2 separate regions of the Homo sapiens genome follow, and region 2 is linked to region 1. Evidence: chromatin contacts called from ENCODE Hi-C or POLR2A ChIA-PET data. All regions are on one chromosome and are shown on one strand. Each heading gives the region's core, a stretch centred on a gene start or an enhancer-like site at or near the end of the contact. The rest is flanking DNA. Distances are from core to core; before and after follow the strand shown.

Evidence for each region. A loop is a pair of places that touch in the nucleus more often than their neighbours do. ChIA-PET counts read pairs that join two places held with the same protein, here RNA polymerase II (POLR2A). Pooled maps may share reads with other maps.
Region 2: a map of right cardiac atrium shows a loop between it and region 1 (2.5-fold over the local background). The contact joins two enhancer-like sites. A Hi-C loop is called at or near these places in 3 of 168 maps with a recorded cell type or tissue (astrocyte of the cerebellum, right cardiac atrium and upper lobe of right lung) and 2 of 50 pooled maps. POLR2A ChIA-PET finds 5 or more read pairs at or near these places in 2 of 52 experiments (HEK293 and PC-9).

Annotation. Positions count from the first base shown.
Region 1 is chr10:488,900-493,924 of GRCh38, forward strand. All of the region lies in intron 1 of DIP2C (disco interacting protein 2 homolog C), which reads right to left. Among named protein-coding and RNA genes, the nearest start is that of DIP2C-AS2, 140 kb to the right of the region's middle. RefSeq lists an enhancer at 2,304-2,831. Within about 2 kb of position 2,257, at least 12 of the 41 ENCODE cell types and tissues checked have a DNase peak (open chromatin) inside an H3K27ac peak, as active enhancers do.
Region 2 is chr10:814,830-819,854 of GRCh38, forward strand. LARP4B (La ribonucleoprotein 4B) reads right to left here. Exons shown (of 18, transcript NM_015155.3): 15 at 2,896-3,060; 16 at 117-241; 17 at 1-21. Among named protein-coding and RNA genes, the nearest start is that of LARP4B, 110 kb to the right of the region's middle. RefSeq lists an enhancer at 1-384. Within about 2 kb of position 2,287, at least 8 of the 41 ENCODE cell types and tissues checked have a DNase peak (open chromatin) inside an H3K27ac peak, as active enhancers do.

The DNA.
Region 1 (5,025 bases), core at 1,007-3,506:
CACACACACAGACGTCTGTGCCTGACGCAGAGAGACCTGCAGGTAAGTGACTGGCTGGGAGTGCGCTGAAGACCTGGGCAGACGCGGGGTGATCATTTACCTGTTCAGTTACTGGGGGGCGGGCAAAGGGGAAACTTACGATGATTCTATCCCAAAATGCAGAAGACGACGGCTTGATGTGCATGCTACCCCAAAGCCGAAGCGCTGGATGCCACGGCCCTGAGACCAGGCTCACTCAGGCCCCAAAGCTCATGGCTCACAAACTCCTGCTACGTTTTCATGGAAAAAGTCCAGTTATTTTTAACTCTGGACTGCCTCAGCATCTGGTAGACAGAGGTCCACCAGATTCCCATGATAGACTCGCTGCAGGTTTACATGAGCAAACCTTCTAGCAGCACTTTTACATGCCGTCCTTTATTTTGAAGAACCAATGTTTCCCGTGCGAATACAATCAGGTCATAGGTGACAGGTAGATAATAGATGATGCATATAGACAGACGACAGAGATGATGGACAGATGGCAGGTGGTGGGAGGTGAGAGACTGACAGGCAGAAGCTAGCTGGCTGACTACACAGTATCCTCCCTGAACAGCTTCTTGGGTTGGGCCCAAGGCCTGACCTTCAATCAATGCCACGCTGTCACTAGGGAGACGGTGGCTCTGACAGTGCCTGGTGCTTCCTCCATTTCACACTAGGGACACAGTGGCTCTGACAGAGCCTGGTGCTTCCTCCATTTCACACTAGGGACACGGTGGCTCTGACGGTGCCCGGGGCTTCCTCCACTTCACACTAGGGACACGGTGGCTCTGACGGTGCCCGGGGCTTCCTCCACTTCACACTAGGGACACGGTGGCTCTGACGGTGCCCGGGGCTTCCTCCACTTCACACTAGGGACACGGTGGCTCTGACGGTGCCCGGGGCTTCCTCCACCTTCACACTAGGGACACGGTGGCTCTGACAGTGCCCGGGGCTTCCTCCATTTCACACCAGGGACATGGTGGCTCTGACGGTGCCTGGTCCTTCCTCCATTTCACACCAGGGACACGGTGGCTCTGACAGTGCCCGAGCCTTCCTCCATTTCACACCAGGGACACGGTGGCTCTGACGGTGCCTGGGGCTTCCTCCACCTTCACACTAGGGACACGGTGGCTCTGACAGTGCCCGGGGCTTCCTCCATTTCACACCAGGGACATGGTGGCTCTGACGGTGCCTGGTCCTTCCTCCATTTCACACCAGGGACACGGTGGCTCTGACAGTGCCCGAGCCTTCCTCCATTTCACACCAGGGACACGGTGGCTCTGACGGTGCCTGGGGCTTCCTCCATTTCACATTGGTTCAGGCTGAATGATCAATTAATTCCTGCCTCTCTTCTCTCCCTCTCACCTTGCGTCCATCAGGGCATGTGGTCATCAGCATGCAGCTACGTAAACTAAAGGCGCAAATGCTCCGAAAGAGGGCACATCCTTCCCCACGTTTCTAAGCTGGGGCCATCACGTGTCTGTTATCCCGCTAGGCGTATCCACTGCTCACAGCCTGCTTGTTCATATTTCCCCAAACCTGGAAGCGATGGGAACGTCATCCAAGGCTATTTCGAAAGTCAACTCCCGTCTCCGGGGAGGCCCTCCGGGAGGCTGGGTCTAAGGCACACCCTCAAGGCTGCTGTCAGAGAATGTGAACCACAGGAGCCCCTGCCAGAGCGCTTTCCACGTAAAATTCCAAACAGCATATTTTCCTGCTTCCACATCAAGGTACCCATTTATTTAATTTCCTTTTCACTTTATGACAGAAAAGTAAATGCAGTAATTGTAACCTCAGTGAGAAAAATAAGTGATCTCTTTAGAAACATTTTCTACTTCATTAAAAAAACGCCACTTATGTTATTCTCAGAGACTTTCCGTAAGAATTAAAATTTCAGAAGCAGAAATTAAAATCACAAAGAGGAGAGATTTACACACAAGTCCTACTTTGGAAGTGAAAACCCCAGTGAGGCAAAGTCACCAGCAGAAGGTCGAATGAGACTGAGGGATGATGCTTCTTTCCCTCCCTGAAGGGAACAATTCTTTTTCTCACTTATGTTGCAATCCAGAGTTTCAGGGCAAAACCCAATCTTACAAAAGCAGGGAAAGGTCTGCCTGGCAAACGCAGGGTTAAGATGACAGAACAGACAGACACCCGGCCCTTGTGGCTTCCTCTCGGCCTCAGGCACGCACCAGCCAATCTGGCCCAACTGGAACCAGTGCAGAGCCAGTGCTGTGAACGTCAGGCTCAAGACACGGACACTTGGGAGCCGCGTGACCCTAGGGGATGAAAGAAACGGGCCACAGAGCTGCTTCCACAGCGTGGCTCAGCTCCAAGCACACAGACCCACTCGGCAGTGGCGGTTTCCATGTGCAGTGTCAGGAGACTATTTAATGCTGGAATTAATAGTTTATATAACAAAGCAATCGTTTCCATGTTGGGAATTCTACGGCTGTCAGGAGCCCTGGTGCTGCTGCTCTGAGCCTATTGCTTTATAAGGAGCCAGGAGGCCCCGGAAGGCAAGGCCGCAGCCTCGTTTTTAAATCTCCGATAGGCTTCTTCGTTCTCCAGCAGGCGCTGCAGACCGGTGACAGCTCCTGTGTGTACCCCTCGCCTGCACTGGGGACAGGGGCAGGAGGACCTGGGATGTCCTCTCACCCCAGCAAGCTGAGCACAGCAGGGTCCCCCATGGGCCAGCTAACTAGTGTGGGTCGCATTTTTCTCATGGATAAAATATTGGAGATAGCACCTATCTACTTGCTGCCGCAGATGGAGAGATCAAACACACAGGATGTGAAGGTCTCAAAGCACTAAGGACACAAGAAAATCTTTAAAAAAAGTTCAACAAGCATTCATTCAGTATCTATTTCACATTCAATTCATGAGAGACGTCCAAGTTGATGGGAGGACTCATGAACACAGACCTGCTGTGCACCCTGCAGGGCCACAGGTATCGCCCCGTCAGGGGAGGGAGGCAAAGAAGATGGACCACAGAAAACCAGGGGCTAGGAAGAAGCTCAGAATCCTGACCCCAGAAAACAGGGGCTAGGAGGAATCTCAAAATCCCGACCCCAGAAAACAGGGGCAAGAGGAATCTCAAAATCCCGACCCCAGAAAACAGGGGCTAAGAGGAATCTCAAAATCCTGACCCCTGAGAACCCAGTTGTTGCTCTGCTCTGATGTCAACCACCATCTAGGGACCCCAGACGCCGCGGGCCCCCGTGTCGGAGACACTCCAGCTCTGGGGCTGAGGCTCCTTGCCCCAGGCATACCCCAGACAGCAGACAGAAGGGTCGCTGCAAGAATGCAAACGTGGTGAGCCTCTCTCCCCAAACTGCGTTGGAGGCTTCTCCCTGCTGTTTGGGCTGTGACCAAACTCCCCACAGGGCCTCCAAGTCCTTCCCAACCTGGCCCTGCCGCCTTGGCCACCCGTGCTCTGCCATGGCTCCACCTGCACCTGCTGTGCCCATCACCCCCTCATTCTCACAAGCCCCTGCCACATTTCCAGTGCAAGCATCGGCAGCTTAAATTCCATAAAGATCTTTTAAATAAGGTGCCAGGGTAAACATAAAGCCTGCACTAGGATTCATACATTCACCTGAGCTTTTTGCTTAATAAAAAACATTATTTATTGTTATTTAGTGCCTAGCGCCCCGCACTCTGGGCGACAGAGCAAGACCCTGTCTCAAACAACACACACACGCACACAAATATTTAATTAACGGTAGGAGCAGGAAAGAAACACATTTTAGACATGCTGTTGCAGTAAGATCTTACTCGGGCCAGGCAGGTGGACAAGGTCACTTAGAGTTTTACCTTTTTGGTTTTAAATTTGTATTGTCCCCTGTAGCTCTTCTCTTTGGTACGTTAAGAACTCCAGTTAGAAAGGGGATTAAAGGAAACAGCATGTTTGGAATCCATTCTATTTGTAACACATGGATCAAAAGAACAGGTGAAAGATCAACAGAAGTTCACACCACCGCAGTGGTCTTGAAAATAAGCTTCTGATGTTAAAAGAGAATAATGTAGTATTAACAGTCCCTGAAGGGCTTAGAAATATGAATGCCGATGGAATTTTTTAAAATTCAAAGCACGTGTGCAGTGTGCCGCGCGGAGCAGAGGCTTTGTGAGTTTGAGGAGACTCCTGTCCTACTGCAGCCTCGAAACACCCCCTCCCTTCCAGTCCCTGGCAAGACTGGGGGCTCTGCACGAGGTCCCCGGAGATGCCCCAGCAGTCATCCTGGCCAGTGGGAAGATTTAAACATGCCAGTTTCACACAAAACCGCTGTCATAACTTGCTAAAAACTCTTCAGGCAAGCATAATTTCTCCAGTGTGTCCTGGGAGTTAGAAATCCCTCCTTCACACAAAAAGGAAAGAAACCCGACCTGTAGAAAGACAGCTCTGAGAAGACTATGCCGTATTAAACACAGCTACTTCCCTTTCCCATGACATTGATTCTCAATTTTGCAGATCTCAGGCCTCAGCAGTAAGTTGGTTTCAGTGGATGTTGTATTTACATTTTTTGGTGTTGGGGGGAGCGAGAAGGGGCAAGGTAGGGACAATGAAGCCCAGCTTCCATTATTTCCAGCTGGACATCGAGAAGCTGACGTGTAGAAGAATACCCAGCATGGCCCGCCGCCTGCTGTGGGCTCTTCTCAGATGGCCGCCGTGGGCCTCATGGCTTGAGAGCAAGTCTCTCACGCTCCACCCTCCGCTTCCCGACAGACAGAGGGAGAGACCCCCTCAGAGTTTTTTCTTTGGATTGGGAGGGAACATGAGCATGAGGACAGGTGGACAGGAGAAAGGATGGAGGCCGATTATCCACCTACAAAGTCGGGGTCTTACTGCCAACTTTACAGACAACTATGTCATTTAAACACTCCACAAGCACTATCATCCTTGTTTCACAGATGACAGTCTCAGCAAGTCCGAGATGCCCAAGGCATCTGGCCAAGGGCCAGACTGGTGGCAACAAAGTCATCGTGCAGAACCGCCTGGCCCAGTGC
Region 2 (5,025 bases), core at 1,037-3,536, 330 kb after region 1:
TTCTCCGCCACCTTGGGATCACTGTAAAAATGCCACCCGATATTTGAATCTCATGCAACATCACAGGCCATTCAAGTCAGTCAACACCAAGGCGCTGGAAGAACACCAATACTCACTCGGGTAAATGAGCTGGGGAGGGGGATCGCTCGTACGTTGCTGATACAGCACAAGAAGCCGGCACCGAGGGCTCTCTGGAGACCACTACAGGAAGGGTGTTCACGCTTGCGTCTGCACTGAGGGTCTGAAACAGGGTCAAGAGTGTTCATCAGAGTCCTGCCGGCACTAAGCGGAGCTGGTACCAGTGCCCGTTCACCCCACCCGTGAACAGCCTTGGGAGAGCAGCACAAGGACATAGGGGAAGAGGGTCTTCTCCAGCAAAAATGTCACAGAGCCCAGGACTATCCTCTGCCCCACAGATCGCCCACCCTTCTCTTTCTCGGCAAATGCCCCACTGTTCTTACATCACAGGCCCTTATCTCCTCTCCCGCAATGATGATCTACAAGCTTATTTCTTAACTGAACAGGCATCAAACACATCTCACCCACCTGGCACTTTGGGCCCAGCACGGCACGGCACAACACCACATGCATATCTGCTGAGTGTCGAATCCTAACACAGTCCAACACAACTCATTCACACCGCTGAGAAAAAACAATCGGCGCCTCCACACCCATATAAATGTGAGCTCCCAGCCCTCCCTGAATTCACAACCCCAGGAAGCAGGTGTGCGAATGCCCCCATCTCAACAGGTGAGGAAACTGAGGCCCAATACCTCTAAGTTAATTTGCCCAAGGCCAGGAAGCAAAGGACGGAGTGAAACTTACTCCCTCCTTACTCCAGCCAGCGACCCCTGTGCAGGGGCTATTTCATGTGTGCTTGATCTTATACATATGGCATGTGATGATACACTTGTCATGCAACTTAAAAAAGGCAGGAGGGCAGGTGCTCTTTACACTTCTGCCCTTAGATGAAGGCTGACGACAGACCTAGAGCCCTTCCAGCTGGAGAACCAGAATCCGCTGCAATTCCTGCGCTCGACCAGCAGGAATCCAGCTTGGTGGAAACAAGAGGGCAAAGGACTCCTTTTGTAAAAGCTCATTTTAAATTCAGGGTAGGGGCCGGGCACGGTGGCTCACGCCTATAATCCCCGCATTTTGGGAGGCTGAGGTGGACGAATCACCTGAGGTCAGGGGTTTGAGGCCAGCCTGGCCAACATGGTGAAACCCCATCTCTACTAATAATACAAAAATTAGCCGGGTGTGGTGGTGCATGCCTGTAGTCCCAGCTACTCGGTAGGCCGAGGCAGGAGAATCACTGGAACCCAGGAGGCGGAGGTTGCAGGGAGCCAAGGTCGTGCCACTGCATTCCAGCCTGGGTGACAGAGCAAGACTCTATCTTAAATAAACAAATTAACTAATTAATTCAGGATATGTGCAGTCCCAATGCAAATGAAATGCAGATCCACAACTGCAGGTCATGAAGCAAGTCAGAGTGACCATCACGAGCTCCATGTCAACAGGGGAAGGGCTGAACCCCATCATTTCTGGAGCCTCCACCCCACTTTGAAACCCAAGGGCCACGCTGTTGACTCAAGAAGCTCCCAAGAAGCAGCAATGGAGCCCACTACACCTGGGTGGTGGCATAAGGCTCAGGGTCAGGCTTTTCAAAGAAGCAATTCTTTCTTCAAGAGAAACCTTACACAAGACTCAAACTGGGCACAGCAGGAGCTGCTGTTTCTGAAGCAGGGTTGGAGACCTGCCTCTTCTCCTCCACTCAATACCAACGGGAGTAGGCTACAGTTGGAAAACTAGAATTCATGATCTTTAAACTGCATTTCTTCTCAAGGCACTAATACCTTAGAAATGACGGTGTGGAAATTTAAGGCTAATGTGACAATCCTGGAATGTACTCAATCTCCAAACAGGAGCATGACCATCTACCAATATGAAAAGGACTAGACACGTCACCTGGCTTTCATTGTAAAGATACTGCATCAAAATCCACCTTAAATTCTGCCCTAGGAAGTGAGGAATGGTTCTATCTACTGCGGGGCCTTCCCTAAAGCCCAGGGTGGAAGAGACACTGACTCTGCAGACCTGGGTGGGGTAGCAAGCAGCACGGTCATGTGGCGTGGAACAGACACGTGGTAACTCTGGGGCACAGCTGGGGAAAGGGCCCCTGGCACAGGGGACACCGGCAACCTGGAGTGCTCAGCAGGTTCTTCCTGGGCTCTTCCTATGCACAGTAGGTAACTGGGCAGAAAACTTCCTCTGTACTTCCCAGAGCCTTCAACGCCAGGTGTGGCAGCCGGCCAAGTCCCACTTCCACCTCCTAAGCACATTAGAGGCCAGAGTGCTGGGCTGAGTGTCCTCTGTCATCTGCAGCTCGGGACGACTCCTGGGATGATATTCACTGCAGTGGAGGCGGCACCTCGTGGGGCAGCCCAGACCTCACCAGAAGCTACCGACACTACAGTGAGGTTCTCCCAGGCTTCTTGCTCCTTGTCTCATGTAGATTACTACACATTTTAATCATTTCCAATACAATTCAGATGTTTCCATTTCATTCTGTTGTTTTATAAAATAAAGGCAGGTCTGAACTACAACAATGACAATGCAATCTAAGTTTCTGGGTGAGAGAAAGGGTGTGTACGGCACATCATGGCACACGTTTCTACCTCTGACTTCATCAGACAGCAATGTTAAGGAGAAGGCCCAGCCCTGGGTTCAAGGCTGGCCTTACTCCAAATCTGTGTGACCTCTGCAATCACGTGGCCTCCAAGCCTCTCTTGAGTATTAAAAACAAACATGTATAAAGAGCTCAGCAAAGCGCCTGACACGGAACCCGTACCTAGACACTGTTGGCAACTATTAGACATGCAATATATCCCTTACCCTTTCTTTGGATGGTCCTATTATCAAGCTAGATAGCCTGTTTTCAAACAAGTCCTCTGTCTTCAAATTGCCGGCAGCTCCAGGTAATGGAGGGAAGCTGGACAGCCCCAGCTCGAAGCTTGGCGACGGAGGCTTTGGTGGCGTTGGAGACTGTGTCTGGCTGCTCTGCAACAGAATGACACCCCAGGGTCACGGTATGGAGAGAGAAGGCCAAGCAGCTTCTCGTTTCCACACCTGTCTGGAAAATATCTGTAGAAACAAGCAGATCATTCAACCCAGACAAGGGCTTCCTCACTCAATTGAAGGTTCTCCCAAGCAACTTCAACCATCTAGAGCAGAGCTGTAAAACTGAAATCTCAAGGATGCTGCTGCCCAAGAGATGTGTCACAAAGGACACAGTGAGGCTAAGGTGACATCCAAAGAGCTATCCACCCATGGCTGCCAGCACTCACGAACAGCAGGGGCAGCTGAAGGCAAGGGAGACACTCTGGAGTGACTCCAGCCCACCAGATGGAAAGCAGGGCAGCCTGAGTCTAGACATTAAACTTTCTCACTTTCAGACAAGTGTTGTGTTACTACAGCATAGTTTTTAATGTGAGTCACAAGATAATTGTAAAAAACAAAATATGACACTCTCTCCACAACCTGTGTAAGAAATTTTACACACGTGCATCAAAAAAGTGGTTTAACAAAAGGGAAGGGGGCTCGAATTCTCTGAAAATAAACTTAATGAAAGTTTATATTTTTAAATAATTAAAAACACAGGATTTGACAACAAATTCTAATCAGATTCTTTGACTTCCAAGAAAGCAAACTCAGTATAATAAGAAGTGAGTGTACTTTGTAAGCCCAAATCTCAGAAGAAAGGCAGTAATACCTTTTATTGGAAAATGATCTATCAACCCGCTTTAACAAGCTGGCAGTCATTTTGCGAGTACGCAGTTCCTCGGCTGAAGGACACATGGCACAGAAAGGGGAAATGAGTTTGCATTTAGTTTAGAAATGAATTTATATTAACTAAAGAATACAACTATTTTTAGCTGAAACAATGAGCTACTCTGACCAGGAAGCAAAGATCTCATGGGATCCACCTAACTGGAAAGTGCCAATGTTTCTCCAAAGTTTATACACAGGAAGGTGAATCCCTGCATCAGTAGATTCTAGAGAAAATATGTCAGAAGTGAAAGCAGGTCAAAGGATGAAAATGAATTCAGGCTGACACAAACCCCAGTCCAGTCTGTGTTGGGCATTCCGCTTGCTTCTCTGCTCCACGCGACAGGTGCCTAATTTTAGCTTAGCTTTTCCCAGTTAGGTGTCCTTGGCAGTAAGCTTGTTACCTACTGAGCAGCTGGCTGTTGTATGCTCTCTGTAACCTAGTATTGTGAATATGATGCTCAAAATGATCCTGCAAAGCTCTAAGTTACACATGGCCACTATGATGGCAAAGCGGTTTTAAACATCTGCACGTTTCTGAGGTGAACACAGCTTTTCAGAAGATAAGCATTATTAGAGAGACAGCCTTCCCCAAAAATGTATTTAAATCTCAACTTGTAGAAGCAAAAGAGGCAGGCAACAACTGCCCAGATGTGGGAGTTACAAAATGACATCACCCACAGATGGGACTTGACTTGGAAGGCAGTGTTAAAATCCTCTAGGATCTGAGCACCTCTGGGTGAGGTCTGAGTACTGCTCAGGTCCCATGGGCGTGGTTAGGCCCGAGGCTCACACACTTTTACAGAAAAAGCGTCTGGACCTTTCTGAGGTCCTGAGAGCACGTACATAAGACGATGGGCGTATGCTCTGTAATCAATACAACACTGGGCCACAAGCCGAAGCTTCAAAGCAGGTCACAGTCATGAACACATGCATCAGGAATGCAAGGCAAAACAGAACGGAAGAGAAATGGCTGTGGGAAAACATCACGGCAGGCACAACAGTGCCCTGTGTTTAGATGCTTGACTTGTTAGTCCAAATGGTCACAGGAATTCACTAATTCCAATTGCAATTAACTGGTAAAAACTGCCTTACCAACTAGTTAAACAAAAACTAGACTAAGCCGACCTCATGAAAGGCACAATTTCTGAGTTCTAAACAGAGATTGTATCTTTTGTGATGAGAAAGCACCTGTGT